Regions from separate parts of the Homo sapiens genome. Here region 1 is linked to region 2. The links are chromatin loops, found by intact Hi-C in ENCODE. Cell type or tissue: ascending aorta. All regions are shown on one strand. Links, peaks and the distances in the headings refer to the core of each region. The heading gives the core; the rest is flanking DNA. Region 1 has its middle 32 kb from the start of PRPS1. Region 2 holds the start of MID2 (midline 2).

Region 1 (7,852 bases), core at 2,282-4,781, 170 kb before region 2:
AAGTGGGAGAGGAAGGTGGCTGAGGTGAGAAAAGTGCTGGTGGGACAGAAGAACAATTTACAATATATTTTGGAGGAAAATTCAACAGAAGTTGGTGATATTTCAATGTAGGGATTGGAAGAGAGGGAGGAGTCAAGGACAACTTACATTTTTCTGGCCTGAGTGACTGATGGATGCTGGTACTGAGCAGCACAGGAGATGAGGCTGAAGTTTAGGAACTGCTAAGTTTAAGGTGCCTGAGGGACCTCACCAGGAGGACTGAACAGGCAGCCATTGTAGCTAGTAGAGGTTTTGATCATCAATACATTTTTGCCCAAATGCCATCTTCAGATAGTCAAGAAGCTGAAGCAACGGGGCTGTAAACTAGGCCAGCCTTAAATATCCTGGGTGTTTGTCTTAAGAGGACAAGGACACAGTGGGAGAGGTTATGGAATGGAAGGAAAGCTAGGGAACAGTGAAGAAATTAAGTGTATTAAATGCAGAAGATATAAATTTGGGTTATGAGATATCTAAAGGAGAAAAATAGAAGCCAACAAAGAAGGCTCTAGTGCCTGTAATCCCAGCTACTTGGGAGGCTAAGATGGAAGGATTGCTTGAGCCCAGGAGTTCAAATCTAGCCTGGGCAACACAATGAGACCATGTCTCCTTCTTTAAAAAAAGACTCTAAACTTTAGAGTCTAAAGGAAAAAAAAATGGGTCTTTTAACAATTATAGATATTTTACAACAGCATCACAGAAAATTTGGGAGATATGTGTAAGAAGCCTCACCCATAATCTGGTGATCTTCTTACTGCTAGGTGGTGGTCAAATCAACATTCCTCTATATCTTCTGACACCACCCCAGCAAGGAAGGGGAGGCTTGCCTTATTACAGCCTAGTAGGGGTGGAAGTCCAGCCTCTCCACGTGGTCTCCACAGACACCACTGGAGGCAGGATATTGTTACCATTCAGCGGGGAAGAAAGTCCCAGCTTCCTACTTGGACTTCTCTGACACCTACCCCAGCAGGGGCTGCAGGTGGGTGTCTCGTTACATGAAGTCCCTGCTCTCCACTCAGGCTTTGCTGGTGCGGGGCGGGACACAATTTTCCTTGTGGCGTGTAGCTACAATGGAGTGATCAGCATTTAAAACGTTCTTTCTAGGCTGCCCTTTTTCTGGTCCTTTGCTGAGAGAGAAGACTTTGTTTTGGTCTAAACCCATTGGCATTTCCATGTTGTCAGCTTCTTCAGCTCCAAGTCAGGGATATAGGAGGCAAAAAGCACACCCAAAAAAGAAAAAAAAGTGAAAACCCAAGGAACTCACCACAAGGAACTACTTTATCTTCCTAGAATGTTACATGCCTTTAAAAAAGCAGAAAGTGCACAATGCTTACATTTATAGCTAAGCTGGGTGCGGTGGCTCATGCCTATAATCCCAGCATTTTGGGAGGCTGAGGCGGGAGGATCGCTTGAGCCCAGGAGTTCAAGACCAGCTTGGACAACATAGTGAAACCCCATCTCTACAAAAAATCTTAAAAAATTAGCCAGGTGTGGTGACATGTGCCTATGGTCCCAGCTACTTAGGAGGCTGAGCTGGGAGGATTGCTTGAGCCCAGGAGGTTGAGGCTGCAGTGAGCTGAGATCATGATACTGCACTACAGCCTTGGTGACAGAGCAAGACCCTATCTCAAAAGAAAAAAAAATTATAGCTCAATGAATTTTCAGACACTGAACATACCTGTCATCCAGATAAAAAACCAGAAGTCCCCTCTTGTCCTCTTCCAGCCACTACTTTACTACACACAAGAGTAATCATTGCCTGGAGGCGTTTACCTGGCCTGCTTAGCAGTGGGCACTGACAGCTTGAGACCCACTCTGGCTCAAAGTTCTTTCCAGACTGTGTGTGTGCATATGGGTTCTTGCACATCTGTCTGACTTCCTCACCTAGGCACCTTAGGTTAGAAAGTTCTTCACAGACCTTGATTCAAATTTGAATTACATTAATTCCCAGAAGTGCAATGTAGTGGTTAAGAGTATGGGATTTGGAGTTGAACCTGATTTCAAATCCCAGCTCTATAACTTCTTGGCTGTATGATCTATAACAAGGTAATAACAGCACTGACCTCGGCATGATGTTGTGAGGTTTAGGAGAAACAACTCAGGCTGGGCATGGTGGCTCAGGCTTGTAATCCTAGCTCTTTGGGAGACCGAGGCAGGAGAATTGCTTGAGGCCAGGAGTTTGAGACCAGCTTGGGCAACATAGTAAGAGCCTGTCTCTACAAAATATATATTTTTAATTATCCAGGCAAGGTGGTGCACATGTTAGTTAGTCCCAGCTACTCAGGAGGCTAAGGTGGGAGGATTGCTTGAGCCTAGGAGCTCAAGGCCGCAGTGAGCCATGATCATGCCACTGCACTTCAGCCTGGGCAACGGAGTGAGACCCTGAGGAAGGAAGGAAGGAAGGAAGGAAGGGAAGGAAGGAAGGGAGAGAGGGAGGGAGGGAAAGGAAAGAGAAAGAAGGAAAGAGAAGGAAGAGAAAGGAAAGAGAGAAGGAAAGAGAAAGGAGAGAAGGAAGGAAAGAAGGAAGGAGAGAAGGAAAGAAGGAAAGAACGGAAGGAAGGAAGGAGAAAGGAAGGAGGGAGGGAGGGAAAAAAGGAGAAAGGAAGGAAGGAGAAAGAAAAGAAGGAAGTAGGAACAAAGAAAAGCAGAGAGAGAGAGATGAAGAGAGGGAGGAATTACGTGGTGAAGGATGAAGTGAACAGCGGTGCTTGGCATATAAGCCAGCCCTCAAACAAGGGTAAGTGTTACTATCCTTATTATTATTATTAAGGCTACTGTGAACACTAAATGATATAAATTATGTAAATTACCTGATAAGGTTCCTGGCACTCAGTAAGTGTTAGTTCCCTTCCTTCCTCCCTTCAGGGGAGGACTAGGGAGTAAGTACTTTTTGTAAGTTTGTTCTCCTGGGTTGAAGGGAGGGAAGGAAAAGCTCCAAGGAGGAGAGTGGCTGTACTGTGGGTGGTGTCCTTCTCAGTACTTCCTGGGAGTATGCGGTGTGACAGCTCCCACCACCTCTCTCTGCCTCCCTTTGTGCCCCTACTCAGGACTCCATCAGCAAAGGCCTGGATGGAGCAGAAAGCAATGATGATGGGAAAGCCAGCCCCTCTCTACGGGTTGAGGTTCACTTGGCCCCATAGTTTGAACACTATTCTACTTCCCTCTCAGTATGGTGGAGTAAGGGCCCTGGAGGGCTCTGGGCTAGCACAGGTGCACATCCTAGCTCGGCCTCTGTGAGCCCTTTCTTCCCTTTGGCAAATGCCACTGACTGCTATGCCCAGGCTGCCTCAGTGAAGTCCCGAGATGGCTCCCAGTACCCCAATTTGGGGGTTCCTGGGAGAGCTTGTCACCAAATGTCCAAATACAGTTTGACATAACCTTCATTTTCAAACTATGTCACATTTCTGTGAGGATACAGTATCTTGAAATTAAACAGATCTAGGGCATTACAGTTCCACAAAGTTTTGGGATCAGCTACTCTCATAATTGAATGTAATTTATGAACTCCTGATCCACCTTGTTCCTCTGCAGAGAAATTTGCTACAGCCTCTAGATTTATGAAATTGCCCTTCTCTCTGCAGACAGCAGAGGGCCTCATTAGCACAAACTCAATGTCACTGGCAAATATATGGGAAGGAAAGTTTGCCAAGGTTCTAGAAGCACAGCAAAACTTTGATTAACATAAATAGGCAAGAAAATTGGCCAGTCAGCTTAATTCCCTAAAAAAAACCCTGGATTTCCTGAGTTAATAGGGGTTGAGCAGAAGCTTCTTGCTGTTCCACCCTTTGTGGTCGAAAATTCATCCAAAATTCCCAAATCCTCTTTGCTCCCTCAGCTGGTAATAGGGATCCTGGATAGAGTTGCCAGATTTAGAAAATAAAAATACAGGCCAGACGCGGTGGCTCACGCCTGTAATCCCAACACTTTGGGAGGCTGAGGTGGGCGGATCAATTGAGGTCAGGAGTTTGAGACCAGCCTGGCCAACATGACGAAACCCCATCTCTATTAAAAATACAAAAATTAGCCAGGCATGGTGGCACATGCCTGTAATCCCAGCTACTCAGGAGGCTGAGCCGGGAGAATCACTTGAACTTGGGCAGCAGAAGTTGCAGTGAGCTGAGATCGCACGACTGCACTCCAGCCTGGGTGACAGAGCATGACTCCATCTCAAAAAAACAAAAATTAAAAAAAAGGCCGAGTGCAGTGGCTGACGCCTGTAATCCCAGCACTTTGGGAGGCTGAGGCAGGCAGATCACTTGAGGTCAGGAGTTCGAGACCAGCCTGGCCAACCAACATAGTGAAGCCCCGTCTCTACTAAGAATACAAAAATTAGCTGGGCATGGGCCTGGCGCGGTGGCTCACGCCTGTAATCCCAGCACTTTGGGAGGCCAAGGCGGGCAGATCACCTAACATCGGGAGTTTGAGACCAGCCTGACCAACGTGGAGAAACCCTGTCTCTACTAAAAATACAAAAAAGAAATTAGCCGGGCATGGTGGTGCATCCCTGTAATCCCAGCTACTTGGGAGGCTGAGGCAGGAGAATCGCTTGAACCTGGGAGGCAGAGGTTGCAGTGAGCCGAGATCACGCCATTGCACTCCAGCCTGGGCAACGAGCGAAACTCTGTCTCAAAAAAAAAAAATTAGCTGGGCATAGTGGCAGACACCTATAATCCCAGCTACTCAGGAGGCTGAGGCAGGAGAATCACTTGAACCTGGGAGGCAGAGGTTGCAGTGAGCTGAGATCACGCCACTGCACACCAGCCTGGGCAACAGAGTGAGACTCAGTCTCAAAAAAAAATTTTTTTTTTAAAGAAAATAAAAATATAGGATGTCAGATAACAGGTCTGGACATTATATATTGAACCATAAGACTCCGAAAGATGGAGAGAAGGCAGATCCAGTAGAGACCTCAGGACCTGAGGCAGTGAGTTCCCCGGGTTTTCTTTTTGCCTCACATATCCCAGACTGGGTTCTAGAGAGACTGGCTACCCAGAAACTCCAGTGGGTACACACAAAAAAAGCCCTAACAAAATCTGGCTCTCTCTAGGGAAAGGACCAGGCAAGAGGCAGCCTATCAAGACATAAAACCTTTAGACAATAACCAAACACCACAAAGCCAACTGGCCCCACCCCACCCATGTCAGCAAGGGCCAAGTGGGAAGCCAGGTTACAAGAAGGTATTTCCAATCTCCCACCAGGTTTCAGAAAAGGCCAGTACAGAGCTGGGATTTTCACTGCCACCAGATGGTCACAAAGCTATGCAACACTGGGGACATATACCAAAACGTTCTTTTTCTGAGATTCAAATTCACCTGTGCATCCTGGTTTTGATCGGGCTGCCCTGACTGTGGGTGAATCTTGATTTTCTGACTGAGGTCTGGCCACCATAAGATTGTCAGTCTGAACACCATTAGCCCAGACAAGGAGATGGGGGAAAAGTAAGTTGAAGAGGCTGAGCTGAGTGGGTAGTTCATGGGTAGTCCCTCCCATTGACAACTGCTTTCTTTAATTCCCCATAGCTGCTTGTTTTCTTCCTAATTGCTCATTTCTTTTAAATGCCAATTGCAGGAAGAAAACTAAACAGTGTAATTCATGTGTGTGCTCCAGGCAAACTGAGCTGATTGTCTACGAGGCACCTTATTGTGTGGATTAAATAAGATCATGTCAATGAAAGCCCCTTAGCATCCAGGAGTTGCTCAATAAATGTTACTTTCCTTCTTTCCTGAAACATCAAGGATAACTTTAGACATCCTCAGCCTGGCTGTGGCTCAGAGAGAAAATCCAGCTGACCTTCTGATCCCTGAATGCCATTATTATTTTAGTAACCAATGCTTTTATTGAAAAAATAAGCCATGGTTAACAAAAATCCAGGCAGTATAAAATTGTATACGATGAAAAGGAAGTCTCTCTCCTATCCCAGGGCACAGTCCTCCACTTCCTCTCCCTAGAGGCAACCACTGTTACCAATGTATTCTTCCAGAGGAGTTCCATGCATATGCATACCTATATATAACCCTCTCATTTCCCTCCAATGTGAACATACTAGACACACTGCTCTGTATCTTCACATGCTATTTTTAGCTCCTAATTGCCTGGCTGCGGTGGGATACAGGCAGTTGATCCTGAGGGTCCTTATGAAAAACAGCCCTTTGAAACTTGTTGCTACCGCTATTGAAAGGATGTTGTCAAGGATGTTGTTCATTGTATCCCACAGTATCGTCTCTGAGGACCCCCGGGAGGAATTCCTGTCTGATCTTAGTACTGAAAACACTTGCCCTTCTGAGCGATTCGTTTGTTTTTATCTCCTGGACATTGTGAATTGTATAACAACAAGGTTTCCCCTTCCCTGTTGGCTGCTAGAAAGCTTTAGTTAGAGCCAACTTTTTGGCCCACCCTTTGTGGGAGCAGAGGTTTTTATGGTATGTATCTGTAGCCTGATGCTTGGCCGTATTTTGTGTCCACCCTCCCCTGCTTTTCTATCTTTAATTTATGCTGCCTTGACATACCTTGTGTGCCCTGGCAAGCTACCTGAAATCACTTCTGAAAAAAGGCAAAGTTGGAGTAATTAAATAACTGCCTGGCTCAGCAGCTCACTACCTTCAGTCTCCACCCACCCTCTCTTAACCCCCATCGTATCCTCTCAGCGGCTTCCTGGTGCTCCCCGCTGGCCTGTCTGGCAACTACTCTCCCCTTCAACCTTTTGTCCTATCTGGCCCCTCATTGCTCTTGGGCCTTGCAGGTCCGCTACTGCTTGCAATGCCCCCACCCCCCACCCCCCGGCCCACATCCTCACCTCCATATGCATCATGTGTAGCCATCAGATGCTTGCTTTGATCATTCTAGGACTGAAAACTCAGGCCCTTGGCTACATATTAGGACTGTTCTCTGTCTTTCCAAGGTTCAGTAATGCATGCTGCTAGAGCAGAGCCATCATAAAAGAAGGCTACCTCTCTGGACCAACCTGGGCAAAACTCCAGGGGCCAGGCGTGATGGCTCACGCCTGTAATCCCTACACTTTGGGAGGCCAAGGCGGGTGGATCAACTTGAGGCCAAGAGTTGGAGACCAGCCTGGCCAACATGGTGAAACCCCATCTCTACTGAAAATACAAAAATTAGCCAGGCATGGTGGTGCACACCTGTAATCCCAACTACTCAGGAGGCTGAGGCAGGAGAATTGCTTGAACCTGGGAGGCAGAGTTTGCAGTGAGCTGAGATCACGCCACTGCACTCCAGCCTGGGTGAGAGTGAGACTCCGTCTCAAAAAAAAAAAACTCCTGTGGAGGCTGATGAGATGATGTATTGCATAGAGGAGATGAATTCTTTTGAAGGGAGCAGCATCCCAGGGCAGCTAACCTTGTTTCCAAGGTGAAGAGCTTAGAGTCTGAAGGGCCAGGAAGGCAGAGTGGTCGTGAAAAAAGCATGAAGGCCCTACAGAAAAATTAGGGCACGCAAGTTCTGTCTGTTCCCCCACCTGCCACTGAGTGGCTAGGCAACATCAAGCAAGTCCTGTCTGTTCCCTGGACCATGCTTTTTTTTTCTTTTTTGAGATGGAGTATAGCTCTGTCGCCCAGGCTGGAGTGCGATGGCACAATCTCAGCTCATTGCAACCTCCACCTCCCAGATTCAACCAGTTCTCCTCCCTCAGTCTCCCAAGTAGCTGGGATTACAGGCATGCGCCACCATGCCGGGCTAATTTTTGTATTTTTAGTAGAGACCGGGTTTCACCATGTTGCCCAGGCTGGTCTCGTACTCCTGGCCTCAAGTGATCCACTGGCCCCGGCCTCCCAAAGTGCTGAAATTACAGGCGTGACCCATC
Region 2 (7,852 bases), core at 2,321-4,820:
AGCTTCTTCTTTTGAGAGCAGCATGAAGGTCCCCTTCTGCAGAATCTCTTACACAACAAAACCATCCTTCTGTGGTTTTCCTTCTGGAACAGAATGGGCTCTGTGCTGCTCTCAGCCTCCCAAAGTGCTGGGATTACAGGAGTGAGCCACCGTGCCCAGCCCCTTACAGGTTCTTTTCTATGCATTTGCCAGCATATAGATATGTCTGTTTTCTTTTTTTAATTTTTTGTTTTTTGTAAAAGTAAAAAGACCCACATTCTCACTATGTTGCCCAGGCTGGTCTTGAACTTCTGCGCTCAAGTGATGCTCCCATCTTGGCTTCTCAACGTGCTAGGATTACAGGCATGGGCCACTGTGTCCAGACTATATGTGTTTTCTTACACAATAGAATAATCTGTACTTGTTCTGTAGACCTCTTCCTTTCATTTTTTTGATTTGTTTTATGGTGGTAAATATACATAAAATAAGATTTACCTTTTTTTTTTTTTGAGACAGAGTCTCACTCTGTCACCAGGCTGGAATGCAGCGGCGCGATCTTGGCTCACTGCAACCTCCACCTCCCTGGTTCAAGCAATTCTCCTGCCTCAACTTCCCTAGTAGCTGGGATTACAGGCACACACCACCACGCCCAGCTAATTTTTGTATTTTTAGTAGAGATGGGGTTTTACCATGTTGGCCAGAATGGTCTCGATCTCCTGACCTCATGATCCACCTGCCTTGGACTCCCAAAGTTCTGGGATTACAGGCATGAGCCATTGCACCCAGCCAAGATTTGCCATTTTAACCATCTTTGAGTGCAAAATTCAGTGGCATTAAGTACATTCACAATGTTGCATAACACTATTTTCAGAATTTTTTCATCATCCCAAACAGAAATTCTGTATTCTTTAAATAATAATTCCTCATTTCCTCTCCCTTCAGTTCCTGGTAACCTCCACTTTACTTTCTGTCTCTAGGCTCCTTGCTCGTAATTGTTTTTGAAAAGGTAATACATGAATATTATAAAAAACTTAAACAATACAAAAGAGCATATGCAATGTTAAATACTTCCTCCTATGCTTGACCCCCAGGCAACCAGTGTAACCAGTTTCTTAGGTATCTTTCAGAAGAGTCTATGCTCATACAAGCATTCATAGACATATACCTGCCTGCTTCTGTATGCGAATAGTAGGAAATCATACACAGTTCTGCACTTTGCTTTTTTCATTTCATAATATCTGAGATTGTTTTATATATATATATATATATATGTATTATCATACAAATGCATATATGTAATTATTTTAATGACTACATATCTTATTTATCCCCTCTTCTATCAGGCTGGATTCAGCAGACTTCTGACTCATTAACTTTTAAAAAAATAATTTTTTGTGCCAAAAACCACATAACATAAACTTCATCCTTCCAACAATTTTCAAGTGTACAGTACAATATTGTCAACCACATGCATATTGTTGTGCAACAGATCCCCAGAACATCCCCCTCATCCTGCATGACTGAAATTCCACACCCACTGAACAACTCTTTCCTTTTCCCTCCTCGCAGTCCCTGACAACCAGCATTCTACTTTCTGTTTCTATGAGTTGACTATTTTAGACAGTCATATAAGTAGAATCATGGAATATTTGTCTTTTTGTGACTGGCTTATTTCACTTAGCATAATGTCCTCAAGGTTCATCAACTTTGTAACATGTGACAGGATTTCCTTCTTTTTTTGAAACTGAATAATATGCCCTTGTGTATATATACCATATTTTCTTTATCTATTCATCTCTTGATGGACATTAAATTTGCTTCTGCCTCTTGAATGATGCTGCTGTAAGCGTGGGTTTGCCAGTATCTTTTTGAGATCCTGTTTTCTATTTGCTTGGATATATATCTAGAAGTAAGATTGTTTAATCATATAGTAGTTCTATTTTTAATTTTTTGAGGAACCTCCATACTATTTTCCATAGCAGCTACACCAGTTTACATTCCCTTGCATAGTGGCTGTACCTTTTTACAATAGTGTGCAAGGGTTCCAATCTCTCCACAACCTTAACACTTATTATTTTCTGTTCTAATTTTATTTTTTGTAGAGACACGTTCTATTCATGTTACCCAGGCTGATCTCTAACTGCTGGTCTCAAGTGACTCTCTTGCCTCAGCATCCCCTCCTGAGTAGCTGGGATTACAAGTGTGAACCACACCTTGCCGTATTTTCCTGTGTGTTTGTTTTGTGTGTGTGTGTGTGTGTGTGTGTGTGTGTGTGTGACCATCCTAATGGATGTGAAGTGATATTTCATTGGGGTTTGATTTGCATTTCCCTAACAATTAGTGATGTGGATCATCTTTGCATATGCCTGTTGGCCACTTGTATATCTTCGTTGGAGAAATGTCTATTCAAGTCTTTTGTCCACTTTTAAGAGTTTTTTTTTTAATTGAGCTATAGAAGTTCTTTATACATTCTGGATATTAGCACATTATCCGATATATGGTTTGCAAATATTTTCTATCATTTTGTAGGTTGCTTTTTCACTCTGTTGATTGTGTCCTTTCCTGTGCAGATGTTTGAAAGTTTTATGGTCCCATTTACCTATTTTTGCTTTTGTTGCCTGTGCTTTAAGTGTGACTCACTAACTTTTACTTCTCTTAGGGGCCAGACTTTCATCAGGAGAGCCTGGTTGTGACTTTTGTCTTGGTTTCCACCTCAGTGCTCTCTAGCACATTGTTTAACAGGAGTGTTGACTGATTACTATTGGTTCCCTGAAGGGATATACCAAGAGATACCTCAATTTTTCTGGACTTGTTCCTATGCACAATGATGGGAGGCGTGTGTGTGTGTGTGCTGGGGTGAGTCTTCCCATTTTCTCATTTCTTTCCCCTTCTTCTCCCTTTTTGCCCCAAGTTAGAAACAGAGTCTCTTATGGGGCTTCCTGCTCTTTCCCTCTCCCATCCACCTTTTGAGTCGGGTGGTGGTCTCTGAGCCAATGACAGGTCAGCAAACAGGCTGATTCCAGACCAATGGGAGGATGCTGGATTCCAAATGGACCAATTAGCTTATTAGGGACCTGGAATAGCTGGATAGCTAGCATCTGCCTCATTGTCCATGTGGTAACGACCCTCTTGTTTTACTGGTCAACAATTTGAAGGTACAAGAAAAATCCTACTTTTTTTTTTCTTTTGATGGTTTTAATCCACCTCCACAACTTCTGCCCGAGGCCAATAAAACACAGCCATTCTTTTTTTGTAAAAAGAAAGAGAGGTTCGGTTTCCTTCAATTGTCTGCCCTTTTCTATCTCCTCCACTATTTTTGTTTTACTCTGTAGTTAACTTTGCATAGAGCAGCTTCATAGGGAGGATCTCTGCGGTGGACCCGGCTCTCTCTTCTTATTACCCGTTGCAAAGGCCTCTTTCTTGTTCTAACCTGGGGGTTTGTGGGGTTGGGGGACAGGGGGATTGGGGAGTGGGAGAAGAGTTTAGCCATAGCCTTCCTTCTGCATTTCACACACATTTAGCTATCTCTGTCGCTCTGTCACACACACACACACGCACATACACACCATACACACACACACGCACACCCGTCCGGGTCCCTCTCGGTGTGTCTTCCTTCAAGATGACAGGGCGCTGGAGAAAAGGCTGCTGGAATCAGCTGGTAGGTACAGTAGTAACCCGAGCCCCACCCACCGGCTGCCTTTGCTTGCTCAGGTTTCTCCGGTCACTCCTGCCAGGGGAGAAGACATGTAAACGTGCCTCCAGAGGAAGGGCTGGGGGAGCTGGGAGTGGCGGGGGCGGCGGAAGGTGAGCCTGGGAAGGTGGCCGAGCACCCCTTCTTCTTGGGCCCTTCCCAGTGCTCCCTTGGGGTGTCAGCCCCAGCCCCGTTTGCCCCCACTCCGCCTCCCTTTTGGAAGGGATTGCCTTTTTTTTCCTCTGCGGCGGCGGAAATGACAGTGTGGTGCTGCCGTGGTGTCATGGTGCTGCCCCTGGACTGAGGGGCGAAAACTCTTAAGTTTAGCTCGGGAGGCCCAGCTGCGGTAGCATCGCGGCCGCCGTGCTGTCCCCTGCGGGGCGCGCGGGCTGGCGGATCCCGGCTGCTGCGCGGCGTCGGCGACGGTAGCGGCAGCGGCGGCGAAGGCGGGCGGCGGCCTACAGTGGTAGCGGCGGCGGCGGCGACCGGGGCCCGGGAGCTCGCGCCGGAGCCCGAGCCAACCCGCTGCGGAGGCAGACGAGAGCCCAGCGCCCTCGAGCGAGCGGAGGAGATGGCTGGCACCTGGGAACGCTATGGGTAAAACGCGCCCCCTCGCCGCGGCCCTGGAGGTCGAGCGTCGTAGCCCTCGCAGGGCTAGTCTCCGGCTCCGGCCGCTTTTCAGGTGCCGCCGGGGCCCGGCGTTGGCCGAGGGCTCTCCGGCTCGGCGAGGCAGGGTGATGGGGCCCGCGAGGCTCGAAACGGCGACGGGGGCCCCAGCTCAGCTCCGGCTCTCAGTCATGCTGTTGGGGCCCGGGTTCCTGCCACTGCCCTCCTGGGACGGAGTTTGCACTCCGGGGTGCGGGGCGGGGGCGGCCGAGGCCTCTGCGCAGCCTGGCCGGGCCCGGCGCGGGCAGTCGAGCGAATCCCCCGGCGCCTGGGCGCGAGTCTGGGAAAGGGCACGGCCGCCTTCCCACGCTCCCGCAGCCGGCAGCCTCCTCGGCCCAGGCGTCGCCCCTTGGCCGGCCGTCTGCCGGGCGGTGCTGTCGCAGCAGCCGGCGTGGCTGCGGACGCCCTGCCGGCGGGGAGGCCCGGTGAAACTTAATCCCTTTTCTGCCAGGGAGCGATCCTCGAGTCTCCGTCTGGATGGTTCCTTATTTCTGGCCTAGCTGTGAAATCAGCTCTGTGGGGGAGAGGGAAAACTTACATATGTCCACAGGACAGACTGCGACGCAACCAGGGAGAGTGGGGATTTTCCATTCCTGCCTTGTAAGAATTAAGTAAATAACGGCGGAGTAGATTTACAGAAACATTACTGGTGATGATAAGGTTTAGGTTACTTAGCACTTCGTGTGTTGCACATTATTTTTCAGAGGTGTTTCTTCTTAGAGCAGGAAATTGAAATCCTGCAGTCGTTGTACTCTTTACTTTCTCTCTTCCACGGTCCCCTACCCGTTTTCAGGATCACTCACCTTCCTATGTCACAACGCTTACTTGCCTACCCAAATCCCCCAGCAGAGCCCCTTGGACCCCAGCCTTTCCCCATCAACGTGTGCACTCCCAGCCTCCCAGCCATGCAGCATCTTACTTCTCAACCACTTTGCCTTTTTGAGGATTTCTGAGTGTGGGGCGGATAGATGGTGATGGTTGTGTGTCTCTGAGGATGAGCCCTTATAAAGGAATATATTGGAAACTAAATAGAGAAGTACTGTGTGTGGGTTGATCCCTCTGATTCTCAAGTTGGGCCAGAAGGGCTGCCTTTAACCCCATTCTGCTCCGTCCCAGTACTCTAATCAGTTCTCTGGCAATATTCCAATAGAAGGGAGTTGCTGAATAGGGAGTTCTCCTCCCCTACTTTTCTTCTGTTTGGGGAGTGGTTTCATTGTACCCCAGATGGTTAGCTTCCCCCTGCCCACCCCCGACCCTCACATCCCCCTGTCTGTCTCCTCTCATGACTGTACTGAGGGAGAAACTGTCTTTGCTATTTTTATATATTCTTGCCCAATCAATGAACTTAACATGGATATGTAATGTGAATTAGATTTTTCCTGGTTGCTCCTCACAACTTGATTTATGTGTTTGTTATAGTTTGGATATTTATCCCTGCCCAAATCTTATGTACAAATGTAATCCCCAGTGTTGGAGGTGGGGCCTGATGGGAGGTGACTGCGTCATGGGAACAGATTTCTCATGAATGGTTTAGCACCATCACCTTGGTTGACTGTGAGTCCTTGTGATAGTGAGTAATCTCTCCTGAGATCTGGTCGTTTAAAAGTGTGTGGCACTTCCCCCCAGCTCTCTTTCTCCCTTGCTTCTGCTCACACCGTGTGAGAATCTCCTGCTCCCCATTCGCCTCCCTCCATGATTGTAAGCTTCCTGAGTCCTCCCTAGAAGCAGATGCTGGCATCACACTTCCTGTACAGCCTGCAGAACCATGACCCAATTAAACCTCTTTTCTTTTCTTTTCTTTCTTTCTTTTCTTTTTTTTTTTTTTTTTTTGAGACAGGGTCTTGCTTTGTTACCCAGGCTGGAGTGCAGTGTCACATTCACAGCTCACTGCAGCCTCCACCTCTCGGGCTTAAGCAATCCTTCTCCCTCAGCATCTCAAGTAGTTGGGAACACAGGTGCATGCCACCACACCCAGCTAATTTTTGTATTTTTTGTAGAGATGGCGTTTTGCCATGTTGCCCAGGTTGGTCTGGAACTCCTGAGGTCAAGCTGTCTGAGGGCCTCGCCAAGTGCTGGGATTACAGGCGAGAGCGACAATGCCCAGCCTACCTCTTTTATTTATAAATTACCCAGTTTCAGGTATTTCTTTAAGGCAATGCAAGAATAGCTAATGTAGTGGTTAAAACACAGGTCCAGGAGTCAAGAAGATCAGAGTTCATCCCAAATATGATGATACATTGGCTTATGGCTTTAGGACATTCCTATGACTTTTCTTTCATAGTTGGTGCACTTGTGTAAAAGCTATAATATTGTGTACTGGGTATTGTTAGTCTTGACTTGGTCCTTTGAAGATGAAAGGGTTCTGTAAACCCTCAGCATTATACTTTTTTTTTCCTTTGAGACGAAGTCTCGCTCTGTCACCCAGGCTGGAGTGCAGTGGTGTGATCATGGCTTGCTGCAGTCTTGACCTCTCTGGCTCAAGCAATCCTCCCATCTCAGCTTCCTTAGTAGCTGGGACTATAGGCACACACCATCACACCCGGCTAATTTTTGAATATTTTGTAGAGACAGGATTCACCATGTTTCCCAGTCTGGTCTCAAACTCCTGAGCTTAAGGGATCCACCTGCCAAGTCCAAGTGTTGGGATTACAGGTGTGAGCCACCACACCCAGCCAACATTATACTTTTCAAAGAAAGCACTTCCTTTACCTTTTACTGAGTTAGTGGATTGACTGGGTGTAAGCAGGAATCTTAGCTTACTGAAAACCTTTAGCTTCCCACCCCCAGAGCCAAATCGTATCATTGTACGTAGGTCCTAAATCTGGTTTTTCTCCAATACATGTTCAACTGAATGAAAACATACATGCAACTAGGCATACAGAGTAATAATGATCAATTTAAGTTGAGGCTTGAATCATTTCTAATGCACTCTAACCTAACAATCTGAGTCAGACTAATTTGAAGACATAACCTCACCCATTTTTTAGCCTATATGGGGGCAGTTTGTTAGCTTCTAATGAAAAGTGTCATAAATAATTTGGGGTATGGCTATATAAGCATGATTAGCACCTAGTAGCAGAGTCAACAATATTAAGCACCTATAATGTGCAGAGGACCTCTGCTGATTGGGCTGAGGCCCCAGATTTAGCCCAGTATTTTGGCCTCCTGCTTGTTCCACGCCAAACTCCATACTTGCAACTCCAGGATTAGGTCAGGGAGGGGCTGTGCAGGACATGGGTAGAGGCTAGGGACATGAAAGGGTGGTTGTGTCCCTCTTATTTGTTTTCATGACTACTAGAATTCTCGTCTGGCATGTTGCACCCTGCAAGGCCACCTCTGGGAAGTACTCCTGTAAATCAGAGTGACTTGATTGCTTTATGAACATATCATCTGAATGGTGCAAATTGATTTAGATAAAACTGATTTAGTTAATCCCTTCCCTAAGAGCAGGGAAACTTGCTTCAACTCGCAGATCCTAAAGTGGTGCCAGTGGAGTCTCACAATTGCATCCAA

Evidence for each region. Peaks named below come from ENCODE experiments on the same cell type or tissue, not always from the same donor. Only the 100,000 strongest peaks of a DNase experiment are listed, where the experiment ranks them.
Region 1: it touches region 2 in a loop (4-fold over the local background); 3 of 110 quality-filtered maps call a loop at or near these places.

Annotation. Positions count from the first base shown.
Region 1 is chrX:107,656,303-107,664,154 of GRCh38, forward strand. No RefSeq gene overlaps it. Among named protein-coding and RNA genes, the nearest start is that of PRPS1, 32 kb to the left of the region's middle. In ascending aorta, for the core only: a CTCF peak has its summit at 3,615; no DNase peak of the experiment used is centred there.
Region 2 is chrX:107,822,161-107,830,012 of GRCh38, forward strand. MID2 (midline 2) reads left to right here and starts at 3,706. Exons shown (of 10, transcript NM_012216.4): 1 at 3,706-4,270. The coding sequence starts at 4,267. RefSeq lists silencers at 4,124-4,313, 4,474-4,523. In ascending aorta, for the core only: no CTCF peak of the experiment used is centred there; DNase peaks (open chromatin) are centred at 3,671 and 4,201; H3K4me3 peaks cover 1,605 bases; H3K27ac peaks cover 1,978 bases.